2 separate regions of the Mus musculus genome follow, and region 2 is linked to region 1. Evidence: chromatin loops called from intact Hi-C (ENCODE). Cell type or tissue: left cerebral cortex. All regions are shown on one strand. Links, peaks and the distances in the headings refer to the core of each region. The heading gives the core; the rest is flanking DNA.

The links. A loop is a pair of places that touch in the nucleus more often than their neighbours do. Peaks named below come from ENCODE experiments on the same cell type or tissue, not always from the same donor. Only the 100,000 strongest peaks of a DNase experiment are listed, where the experiment ranks them.
Region 2: a loop joins it to region 1, with 2.1 times the contacts of the local background. A loop is called at or near these places in 1 of 42 quality-filtered maps.

The regions. Positions count from the first base shown.
Region 1 is chr11:102,878,253-102,883,623 of GRCm38, reverse strand. It overlaps Eftud2 (elongation factor Tu GTP binding domain containing 2), which reads left to right and starts at 2,649. Exons shown (of 28, transcript NM_011431.3): 1 at 2,649-2,729. It overlaps Ccdc103 (coiled-coil domain containing 103), which reads right to left and starts at 2,400. Exons shown (of 5, transcript NM_028492.3): 1 at 2,309-2,400; 2 at 1,193-1,272; 3 at 928-1,079; 4 at 418-550. The coding sequence starts at 1,070. In left cerebral cortex, for the core only: a CTCF peak has its summit at 2,673; DNase peaks (open chromatin) are centred at 1,910 and 2,457; H3K4me3 peaks cover 1,980 bases; H3K27ac peaks cover 2,355 bases.
Region 2 is chr11:103,032,105-103,037,475 of GRCm38, reverse strand. All of the region lies in intron 1 of Nmt1 (N-myristoyltransferase 1), which reads right to left. Among named protein-coding and RNA genes, the nearest start is that of Nmt1, 6.2 kb to the right of the region's middle. In left cerebral cortex, for the core only: no CTCF peak of the experiment used is centred there; DNase peaks (open chromatin) are centred at 102, 2,233 and 4,274; H3K27ac peaks cover 4,536 bases.

The DNA.
Region 1 (5,371 bases), core at 254-5,253:
GTTTCCTCCTGAGAAAGAAAACATAGCTCTTGGCCCTTTAGAGTGAGTCAGAGCTTGCTCCGAGAAAAGTAAAATAGTGTACAATAAATCTCTGGGAGAGAAAAAGAAACTCAAACGAGTGTTGAGTGTCTGACAGGCTGGGTCCCTCTCCAGTACTGCCCCAGGGTCATTATCCTGTCTACCACATGACCAGATGAGGAAAGTTAGAGGACTGTTGCGCATGTCTCTACTCAGCGCGACCATCTGATTGCTGTTCTGGGATTGGTATGTGTGTGTGTGTGTGTGTGTGTGTGTGTGTGTGTGTGTATCTGTTGGCTGTCATGAGACATAAGGAAGAGGTATGGGCTGTAAGAAGACAGGGTCATAGCTTTATCACAGAGAACTCCTGCTGAGCTAAAGAGGCTAGCCCACACCTACCTGGGGTATTTCAGTGACCACATCTTGAGAAGTCCTTTCCCGAGTAGTGTGACAATTCCAGGGCACAAATCTCTTTCCTCCCATCTTGTCCTTTTGTTCCAGAGGTTTCAGGTGTGATGCAAGAACAATACCTCTGTGTCAAAGGTAGAGATTGGGGAATGAGCTTAATGATTCCCTGTGTGGAGGGCAGCTACTTGGCTACACTTGTTGACGGGAAACAGGGCAACTACTACAACAGCAGCAGCATAGAGGGCTGAAAGTCTTCACGCACTTCAAATGGGCTAGCTGCTGTGCTCAGCATCTTTCAGGCCATAACTCATGCAACGATAGCAACCATTCCTCTCTCTTACAAAATTGAGGCTCAGTCAGGTTAAGGAGCTTTGGTAAGATCATCAGGTAGCAGAGGGTGGGGGCATGACAGAAGCCTAGAATGATCTCAATTTAGACTGCTTGCTTTTAATTCCTGTAGCCCACCATGAGAGGAGGGCCTGAGAAAAATAGCAAGCCAACCTGAACTCCTCATAGGAAGGCACCCTTTGCTCAACTGCCCGTAACTTGGCTGCGTTCTCCCTTTTGTACTTCTCGTCAGCAGCAAGGGCAGCCTGCAGCTCTTTCTCCAGGGCCTTGAAGTTGATTACATCGTTCTTCTCCATGGCTAAGGCCTGGGAAGGCAAGAAGAATGCATGTCAGCAGAGCTTAAGTCTTCAGGGTAAAGATGATGCCCTGGGATTCATTGCCAGAATGTGAAATGACCCAAAGCAATCTGATACTTAACCTGGAGTGTTATAAAAATCTAGTTTCTTCCTTTACAGGTAAAATGGAATTGCGTGATGAAAATGTATTCCAGGCTTCTCACTGAGAACAAAACAGAAAGGTTTCCCGTTTGAAGTCTTGACTTTGCTCTCTGCTTCTAACAATATTTTAGACACTAAGGGCTGGATCAGCGGTAGGATTTTGCCTTGTGAATGCAAATGCCTTGGGTTTGATCCCCAGCAAAACACAAAACCACAACACACACACACACCTATTAATTCAGGTGTTTCATCTGAGGAGGCAATTTGGAGTTCAGATTTCTGACTCTTCATTCTTTCACATAGGATTTCTCTATATCAGTTTATTACCATAAAGGAACAGAGCGGGGGAGGGGGGGAGAGGGGAGGACAGACACAGATACAGAGAGAGACAGAGAGGTTTCTTTTATTATCTACTCCAGCTCAAGGACAAAATTTCACACTTCACTAAATGTCTTTAATGAAGAAAAAAAAATCACCTCAACCAAAAGCAATGACAAAGCAGGAAGTTGAGAAGTGTCAGAAGGAGAAAACTCAGTAGCCTCCATCCCCAAATCCCTGAGCAGCACAGAGCGGCAGGCAAATGTGTGCTGTGTGGGCATTATCTCCAGTCCTACCACTGAAGTCCTGCCGCCTCCCGGTATGTGTCTGATGGGGCTGTTTTCATAGGAAGCTATGTGTTCCGGTCTGGCTTCTGACATTTACTTATGATACCTCTTTCCACCTCAGAATCCTGGTGAGCTGGAGCCATAGTTCACTCATGATCAGCCCTAGGGCAGGAAATGAGCTGGTCCGCAAGCAAATCCACAGCCATCCCAACCATGATGGGAAATGGAACGCCGAGAAGTGGGCTGTGTTACTCAGCCAACAATTGTACTCAAGAGTCTCATACCCTAAGCAATATTTTGGGGGGTGAGGAGATCTCGCTGTGCCTAGTTTGCTCTCTCCAAAACTTCTGAGCTCATCATGATCTAGGCTCAGCCTCTAAGCAATAGAGACGATAGACTCTCGCTACCCGACCCATTTCTCTGTCGAGTTCTAAGCCTTCTCCAATTATAGAATGACTAGAGCAATCCCCTTTACTGTCCCTAAACCCTCACCCAGTCTTGGACTCCCTGCTTTCTCTCGAGAAACCCCGGATCTGGTAGAACACCTTAGTGCATCGCCCTCGCAACAGAGATTGTTGCCTAGCAACGGCGCCACCAGTCTGCCCACGTGACCGGCCCGAAGGCCCTCCTTTCAGGCTGTCCTAAGGCGCCTGATCAGAATCCTCCGGCCTTGCTTTTTTTGTGGAGAAGTCCACGCTTCGTTTTGAGGACCAACAAGTTGGCCTTTCCCATTTCTGTCTCCGGGGCCAGAATTTCTCGAAGCTGTTCCTTAGGCAGAGCTGTCCTCCGAGGCGAGGCGGTCCGGCGACGCGCTCGGGGTCCTTCCTAGCGCCGGGCGCCGGCGTTGTCGCGGCGTGCGGCGGAAGCGCGGGCTCAGGCGGCGGACCGGGGCACTCGGCTGAGCATTCGGCGGGTGAGCTGGCCGGGAAGGGTCCTTTCGGGGCTTGGGGAACGAGCGAAACATGAGCTTGGGAAGAGGCGATTTATATAGTACTTATCCCTTTCGCTTAACGAACGCGTAAATTGAATTCTGGCGTGGGAAAGAGAATGAAAGACCCCAACGCACGCACACACCGTCGATTCCGGGGTTTCCGCGGTCCCCAACGTGGTTAAGATCCTGTCCCTTAGTAGAGGTGGCGCTGTAAAGACCCAGGCCCCTGCCACTCCCCCTTCCATCGGTGCCTGCTTCACCGCCAGACTGTCTCCATCTTCAAACTATTCTGCATCCGAGCTGACTGTGATGGCGAGTGCCTAATTTTTGCGCTCTGGAGATGCAGACAGAAATATTGGTGCAGGTTCAAGGCTAAGTAGCGGGTCTGGTTCAAAAAGCCAAAACCAGAAAAGATTCCAGCATTCCTTTGAGATTCTGCGTTGCAGTGGGAAGATGCAGTTTTGGTTATTTAGAGTAGCTTTACTTAAACTAAGCATATCACTAATTCACTCCCCTACCCAAAGCCACCCTCGAAAAACAAAACTAGCAAAACGTATTGAGGGCCTATTTTGTCCCAGGCACTGTTGTCGTTTTGCTCCTATTTTATTATTAACATTTATCAGTAGCGGGCACACACACATGTTCCCTAAGTACTACTCAGGCATAACCTTGACTTTACTTAGGCGAGGGGTGTAACTCGGTGGAGAAGTGTTTAGTAGAGTGTGAGGCCCAGGATTCGATCTTAAGCACCCAGCCACACACTAAGAGATTAGTGTAAGGGTGGCCTGGCAAGTATATGTGGAGTGACAAATAGGTGACATTAAAGGAAAAGGGTGAGTTAAATGAATTAAGAAGGTATACATAGCCAGAGGACAATGGGAATGACAATTATCCTGGGGGCAGAGATGAGTTTGGCTTGTTCAGTAAACAACCTTCTTTAAAAATTTGTGATGGTAATCTTGGGAGAAGACAATGAACATAATTGTGGTTGCCTCTTAGAAATAAAAACAGTAGGTATACTGTAAGAAATACCAGAATTTCAGAACAAAACATTCCACTCCCTTAGCTTTACTGAGTGTCTTTTTGTGCAAGGTGCTGTCAGGGGCATTGGTGCGTGAACACAAAGGAGCATGGGGATTCACGTGCTCAAGAAGGTCAAGTTTTGTTATGACCAACATTTGTTACTTGTTGCTTTTTGAGACAGGGTCTCTCAGGATGTATGTAGGATCATGGGTATAAGATCCTATGCTTGGATAATCACACTGTGTGTGTTTCTGTGTGTGTGTGTGTGTTTCTGTGTAGTAAGTGAGGATCAGATGTGCTGTGGCTTGCAGGTGGAGGTCAGAGGACAGCTTCAGGGTTTGGTCCTATCTCCTCCTTACTGCCAATACCAGGCTAGCTGGCTCTGAGCTTCAGAGAATCTCTGCCTCCCATTTCCTGTTGGCCGTCTAGGATCACAGACACTCACACTACCCTATGTAGCTTTTCAGTGGGTTTCCAGGACTGAACTCAGGTTATCAGGCTGCACAGCTAGGTACTTACTCATTGCCTTTATAAGGTTTTAGGCAATAATAAATCACTCTAAGGAGGTAAACTAACTTCTGTGAGTTACGTCATCCTTAGAAATGAGGCCAAGATAGGATGGATCGAGGTCTTTAACCCCAGGGGCCTGATGCTTTTTCCCCTGCTCTGGTTTGTGTTGCTCGCAAACCGTAGAATTGTTTTTTAGAATAACAACAGTTGCCTAGCATTTGGGACAGAAGATACTGACGAGAGTGAGAGGCTGAGGGGCTGGGAAGGCTGGTAGGGTGAGATCTAAACTGTTCTTTTGAACAGAATATTCAGTCGTTGAAGTGGGGGGAAATCTGCTGATGTTGCAGACAATTGTAAGGTAGCGTGTGGTTGATGAGATTCGAACCTGGGTCCTTTAAAAGAGCAGTGAGAACAATGAGTTCTTACCCATCACTAAGGGACAAGCATGTCCGCTGTCACCATAATTAAGGGTCAAAGTTAGAATCATCAGTGAGGACAAGTTGGAATCGTGTACCTCTCAGAGCAGAGGCAAAGCCACACGAAGGGAGATTCTTCAAAAGCCTTGGTTTGTAATCTGGAAAAGTGTCACGTGAAAGTCAAGTACGATCCTAGTTTGTGTCCTTAGCAGTGTCGTTTGTGACTGGAACAGTTTCTCAAACTTGGTGGAGCCTGTGGATTAGGTAGTATAACCTGCTGGTATTCATTTTTATTTTGATGATTGCATTGTGATATTTTGAGAATACTATTTTTTTTTTTTTAAGTGAGATGCTGGAAAGAGAGTTTAGCATTTCAGAGTACCTGCTAGGCAACCATGAAGACTTGGAGTTAGATCCTACCTAGAACTCACATGACAATCCTCATGTTCCTAAATGATCCAATGCATAAAATTACACACACACACACACACACACACACACACAGTTTAATTGATTAAATAAATACAGAAAGGGAATAGGTGGACTAGGCATTACTTGTACACCTGTTATGTGGGGGGGGGGGGCAGAGGCAGAGGATCTTGAGTTGAAGGCCAGGTTGGGATAACAGTGAGAACCTATTTTAAATGTAAAAATAAAGCCAGATGGGACTGGAAA
Region 2 (5,371 bases), core at 68-5,067, 150 kb before region 1:
CTAAAATTATAATCTTCTAAAACATTATATACATATAATTATTTACATAAAATGATGGGTTTCTTTCTTCGCTTCCCAGTGATTTTAAAAATGTTCGGAGTGTGGAGGCCACATCACACAGCTGCTCTTCACAACCCCTCCCATTACACTGCACACAGCGAGGAGTTCAACAATTGTATGCTTGCCTGATGCTTTCTAGGCACAATGGACTAAAATAAAGCTCAGAAAAGCTACAGCCCAAAAGAGGTCAGTGAAGCATCCCCAGTGCAGACAGCTGGGCCAACAGTCTGAGAAAGTCAGAAAGTGCTGTGCTCTTCTGGGCCTTGGTTGAGATTTCAACTAGCAACTTCCTGGCCACGGCCTTCCTTAGGTCATCTGTTCCCTGAAGTCAAAGCAGAGGAGAGTGCCACTGGCTGTCCAAATGGTGCCGTCTGCAACACCGACTGCAGGCTTATGAGAACAAAGTTCAGAAGGCAAAATCTGTAACGTTTGGTGACCAGTTTCTTTCTTTTGCTTTTTTTACATTGGGAACTCATCATGGCAAACCTTGAACTCAAGATTCTCTCGTGCCAGCCACTTCTTGTGCATACCTGGGCATGTGGCTTTCTTTTTTTTTTTTTTTTCTTTTCCATTTTTTATTAGGTATTTAGCTCATTTACATTTCCAATGCTATCCCAAAAGTCCCCCATAGCCACCCACCCCCACTCCCCTACCCACCCACTCCCCCTTTTTGGCCCTGGCGTTCCCCTGTACTGGGGCATATAAAGTTTGTGTGTCCAATGGGCCTCTCTTTCCAGTGATGGCCGACTAGGCCATAGCATGTGGCTTTCTTTTCTTTTTTTTTTTCCTTTTTTTTGGGGGGGGGGGGTAAGGGGGACACAGGATTTCACTAAATGGCCCTGGCTGTCCTGGAACTCTGTAAAGCAGGCTGGCCTCACAGAGATCTGCCTGGCTATGCCTCCCAAGGACTGACATTAAAGGCCTATGGGACCACAACTGTCTTTATTAGCTTTAAGTGTAAGTGTGTATGTTTATACTTGTGTGTGCTGGTGACCTTGGAGACCAGAAGGAGCTGGAGAACCCTTTGCAAATGAAGTTACCCTTAGGGCTGTGACAGAGACGGAGAAACAGAGGGATATTTACAAGGATGCTCAGGAGGAAGCCAGGTGGCAGGAGTCAGTACCAGCAGCCTATTCTCTGCACTGTGGCGGCTGCTGGATCACTGGGTATTACACCCCAAACTCTACATGTCCCCACCAAGTAGTTAGATTGGGGGTACGGAGCACAGATGGCTCAGCAGGTAAAATACCCACCGCCAACCCTGAGGACCTGGGTTTGAACCCAGGATCCACATGGTGGAATGCAGAGAACTGACTTCCTTTAAGACGTCCTCTGAGACACGTGTAGTCATGGTATACCTGTACATTCACAACTATACACATTAAAAAAATACAATTAAAAAAACCCCAAAACAAAAACTTAATTGAGAATCCTACACTACTCTGGTCCCAGAGGCACTAGGAGGCTCTAAGAAGGCAGGAACTGCAGAGGGCCACTTTTACTGCCACCTTTGACGCTGCAGATGTTTAGCAGGTTCCTGTCATGGAGGAGAGCTGTTTTTAAGAGCTCACAAAGACTATGATAAAACGGAATAAAAGCTGGACCAGCAGGGCTAAGGGAAAATAAAACTGAAATGAGGATAGGCAGGGAAATTCAACAGCTTGTCTAGTGCACTGGGACACAGCAAGTCAAAGCTCAGACTAAATGCTATTCAGTCCTCAGCCCATGTCCACTGAAGGTGATCCAGGTCTGTTAATGAGTTTAAAAGGCTGGCCAGCTCCACTGCTACCTAACTCCCTAGTCTGAGAAAACTAGGTTTTCTCAGGTTGTTGAAGAAATCCAAAGATGATTCCTGCTGCTACAGGATGCAGGAGCTGGGAATCCTGCCCAGTGGCTGTCCCTATCACGTGGAAGGACCTGGGTCTGAACATCAGCTCACCACCATCATCACCAACAACAACCACAACAAACAACAACAAGGAGCCAGGATACAAAGATCATCCCCAGAGGAAATTACAGCCCCAAGTTCATCCTCTCGTGTCAAGAGCATGAAGTGGAGGCTCACGACAAAATCAGAACTGGTCTTCCTAAGCGAGGTGAGAGCTTGTTAGCACACACCAGCAGTAACCACAGTCACCCCCCAGCTGCTCCTCAACCAGCAGCACTAGACACGCGGGTGTTAGCCTGAGGTGCTGACTGCAGAGAACACTGTGTCTCCAGGGCTGCAAGGAGGGACACCGCCTCCTGGAATCAGAAAGAGGCTTTCAGAGAAGAGCTTGCTGAAGCAGGGACTGGGGCTCATGCCTGTACTTCTAGCCCTTGGGAGGCTAAGGCAGGAGGATCACAAGTCTGAAGGCAACCTTGGATGCAAGCTGAGACAGTCTCAACAAAACAAAATAAAAAAACAAACAGCTGGTTGTGGTGGCGCACGCCTTTAATCCCAGCACTTGGGAGGCAGAGGCAGGTGAATTTCTGAGTTCGAGGCCAGCCTGGTCTACAGAGTGAGTTCCAGGACAGCCAGGGCTAAACAGAGAAACCCTGTCTCGAAAAACAAAAAACAAACAAACAAACAAGAATGGATGTGCAGATAAGATAAGGTGGACAGGGGTGCTTGTGGCCAAGTCTGACCGCCTGAGTTTGATCCCCAGAACCCGCATGGTACTTCTGACTCCCACAAACTTGCTATGCAGACACAAGACATTCACACAATATACACACAATAAGTAAATGCAATAAATTTGTTTTTAAATAAAGAGTTCGCATTTTTGCCGGGCAGTGGTGGTGCACACCTTTAATCCCAGCACCTGGGAGGCGGAAGCAGTCGGATCTCTGAGTTCGAGGCCAGCCTGATCTACAGAGTGAGTTCCAGGACAGCCAGAGAAATCCTGTCTCGGAAAAAAAAAAACAAAAAACAAAAATAATAAAGAAAAAAATTTTTCAGGTTTTTAAAAAATTGTGAGGAAAAAGCTACAGAAGTACCTCTCTACACCCCCTAATCTCTGAGCTCCAGAAAGAAAGGGTTAACTGGCAGCCTGGCAAAGCTGACAAATTTTGGAGTGAGTGAGCAAGCGAGCGTATTAGTTCAACAGTGTGGAGATCAGCAGAACCAGCTTGCCACGGGCAGCCGTCGCCCTGAAATAGGCTTCATTGGCTTTTAATTTCTTTTGCTCTCCACTTTCTTCTCTTTGAAGCAGCTCTTGATTAGTTTCTTTTTAAACTGCCATTTAATTAGGAAATATAATTAGAATACTTATTTGATAGCAGTGATGAGAGTTCTCTTCATTTCTGCTTTGATCTAGTTTTGAAACACCAAAAGCTGAAGAGAGATGGAGCAAGTGCCTGAAGGACCTTCCCAAGTGCTCCATGCAGCAAGAAGCCAACAAGGAACCGCTGAGAGAGACCAAAGGGAAAACAAGCAAGTAAGGAGAGCTTGCCAGAGTTTACCTTCTGTCCTAGCTGCAAGCAACTGTCACCCTGACCCAGCCTGGAGTCCTCTGAGAGAGGCTGGAGTGAGGTACTGTCTAGATCACATTGGCTTTAGGACCTGTTCTGAGGGCAGATACTGGAGGGACAGCCCACTGTGGGCAGCACCATCCCTAGGCAGAAGGTTACATAAGAAAGAAAACTAGGGAGGCAGAGGCAGGTGGATTTCTGAGTTCGAGGCCAGCGTGGTCTACAGAGTGAGTTCCAGGACAGCCAGGGCTACACAGAGAAACCCTGTCTTGAAAAAAGAAAGAAAGAAAGAAAGAAAGAAAGAAAGGAAGGAAGGAAGGAAGGAAGGAAGGAAGGAAGGAAGGAAGAAAGAAAGAAAGCTAGCTAGCTAGCTGGGGAGTGGTGGGGCACACTTCTAATCCTAGCACCTGGGAGGCAGAGACTGGTAGAACTCTTGTGAGTTTGAGGGTACCTTGGTCCACAGAGCAAGCTCCAGGACAGCCAGGGCTACACAGAGAAATCCTGTCTCAAAAAACCAAAAGAAAAAAACAAAACAAAACAAAACCCTAAGAGCCCAGAGAAATGGCCTAGCAATTAGTGCTGGGCATGGTGCCCCATGCCTGTGATCCCTGCCCTTGGGTGAGAAGCAGGGAGTTCTTGTGAGCTCAAGGCGAGCCCAGTACAAGTTGCAGGCCAGCCAGAGCTGCGTGGTAAGAGACTGTCTTTTGAAAAATTCCTAGTGGTTCTTCTAGAGAAACTAAATTTGGTTCTTAGCATCCACAGACAGTGACTCACAACCATCTGTAACTCCAGGGGAATGGATGTCCTCTTCAGGCTTCCACAGACAGCAGCACACAGACAGCAAACACACACACACACACACACACACACACACACACACACACAAGTGTGAAGACAGTGGAGCGGCACTGGCTAAGCACAAGTGAAGGGGTGAGCCCCCAAGCAGAGGTCCTCCTCAGGTTCCTGCCCTGACTTCCCCTCGACAGTGGACCGCAGCCTGGAACTGCAAGCTACATAAACCTTTATCCAAGCAACAGGAAGTCAGCTAGAATGCCTTCTCCCAGTGAAATCTACTGGCTTCCCTCTGTTTAGTTATGGACCTTGTTTTGAAATGGTCTCATTCTGTAGCTTTGACGGGCCTCAAACTCCTGGCAATCCTCTGCCCTCGGCCTCCTCAACACTGGGATTACAAACACCATTCTACAACATACACCAGCACTTTTTCCTAAGAGTCTTCATAGGTAACAGTACCTTTTGAACAGGACATGAGGAAAACCCCTAAGATACCATTTCAAAAGCAGAAGAGGACGGCAAACGTCACTGTGGGGAAAGGCACCTGCTCCACAGCCTGATAGCCTGAGTGCCACCCCTAAAACTCACATGGTGGAATGACCAAATGACACAGTTGTCTCTCACCCTCCGCACATGCATGTAGCACGTGTGCACCCACAAACATACACATCCCCATATGCAAAACAAATAAAAAATTTAAATGCAACAATTTAGGGGGCTGGGTGGAGAGATGGCTCAGAGGTTGCTGAGTGTTCACAACCATGTATAAGTTTAGGTTCAGGGAACTGAAGCTCTTTTCTACCTCCCTCAGGTATCTGCACACGCATTCGCATGCACATACACATAATTAAAACATTTCCAGCTAAAATTAAAGACTTAAAGAAAGAAAGGACACAAGCAAGAAACAGTTCAAAAATAAAAGAGGCTTCCGTAATAAGCCGGAGGGTGGCTGGTCTCTGTGTCTCAGCAATGTAGGTAAGAAAGTCTGCTAAAGGTGCACAAGCCTGACGGACAGACGGACGGACGAGCCAGCCGCGCAGAAAGGCAGCAGGTGGTGGCACACCTG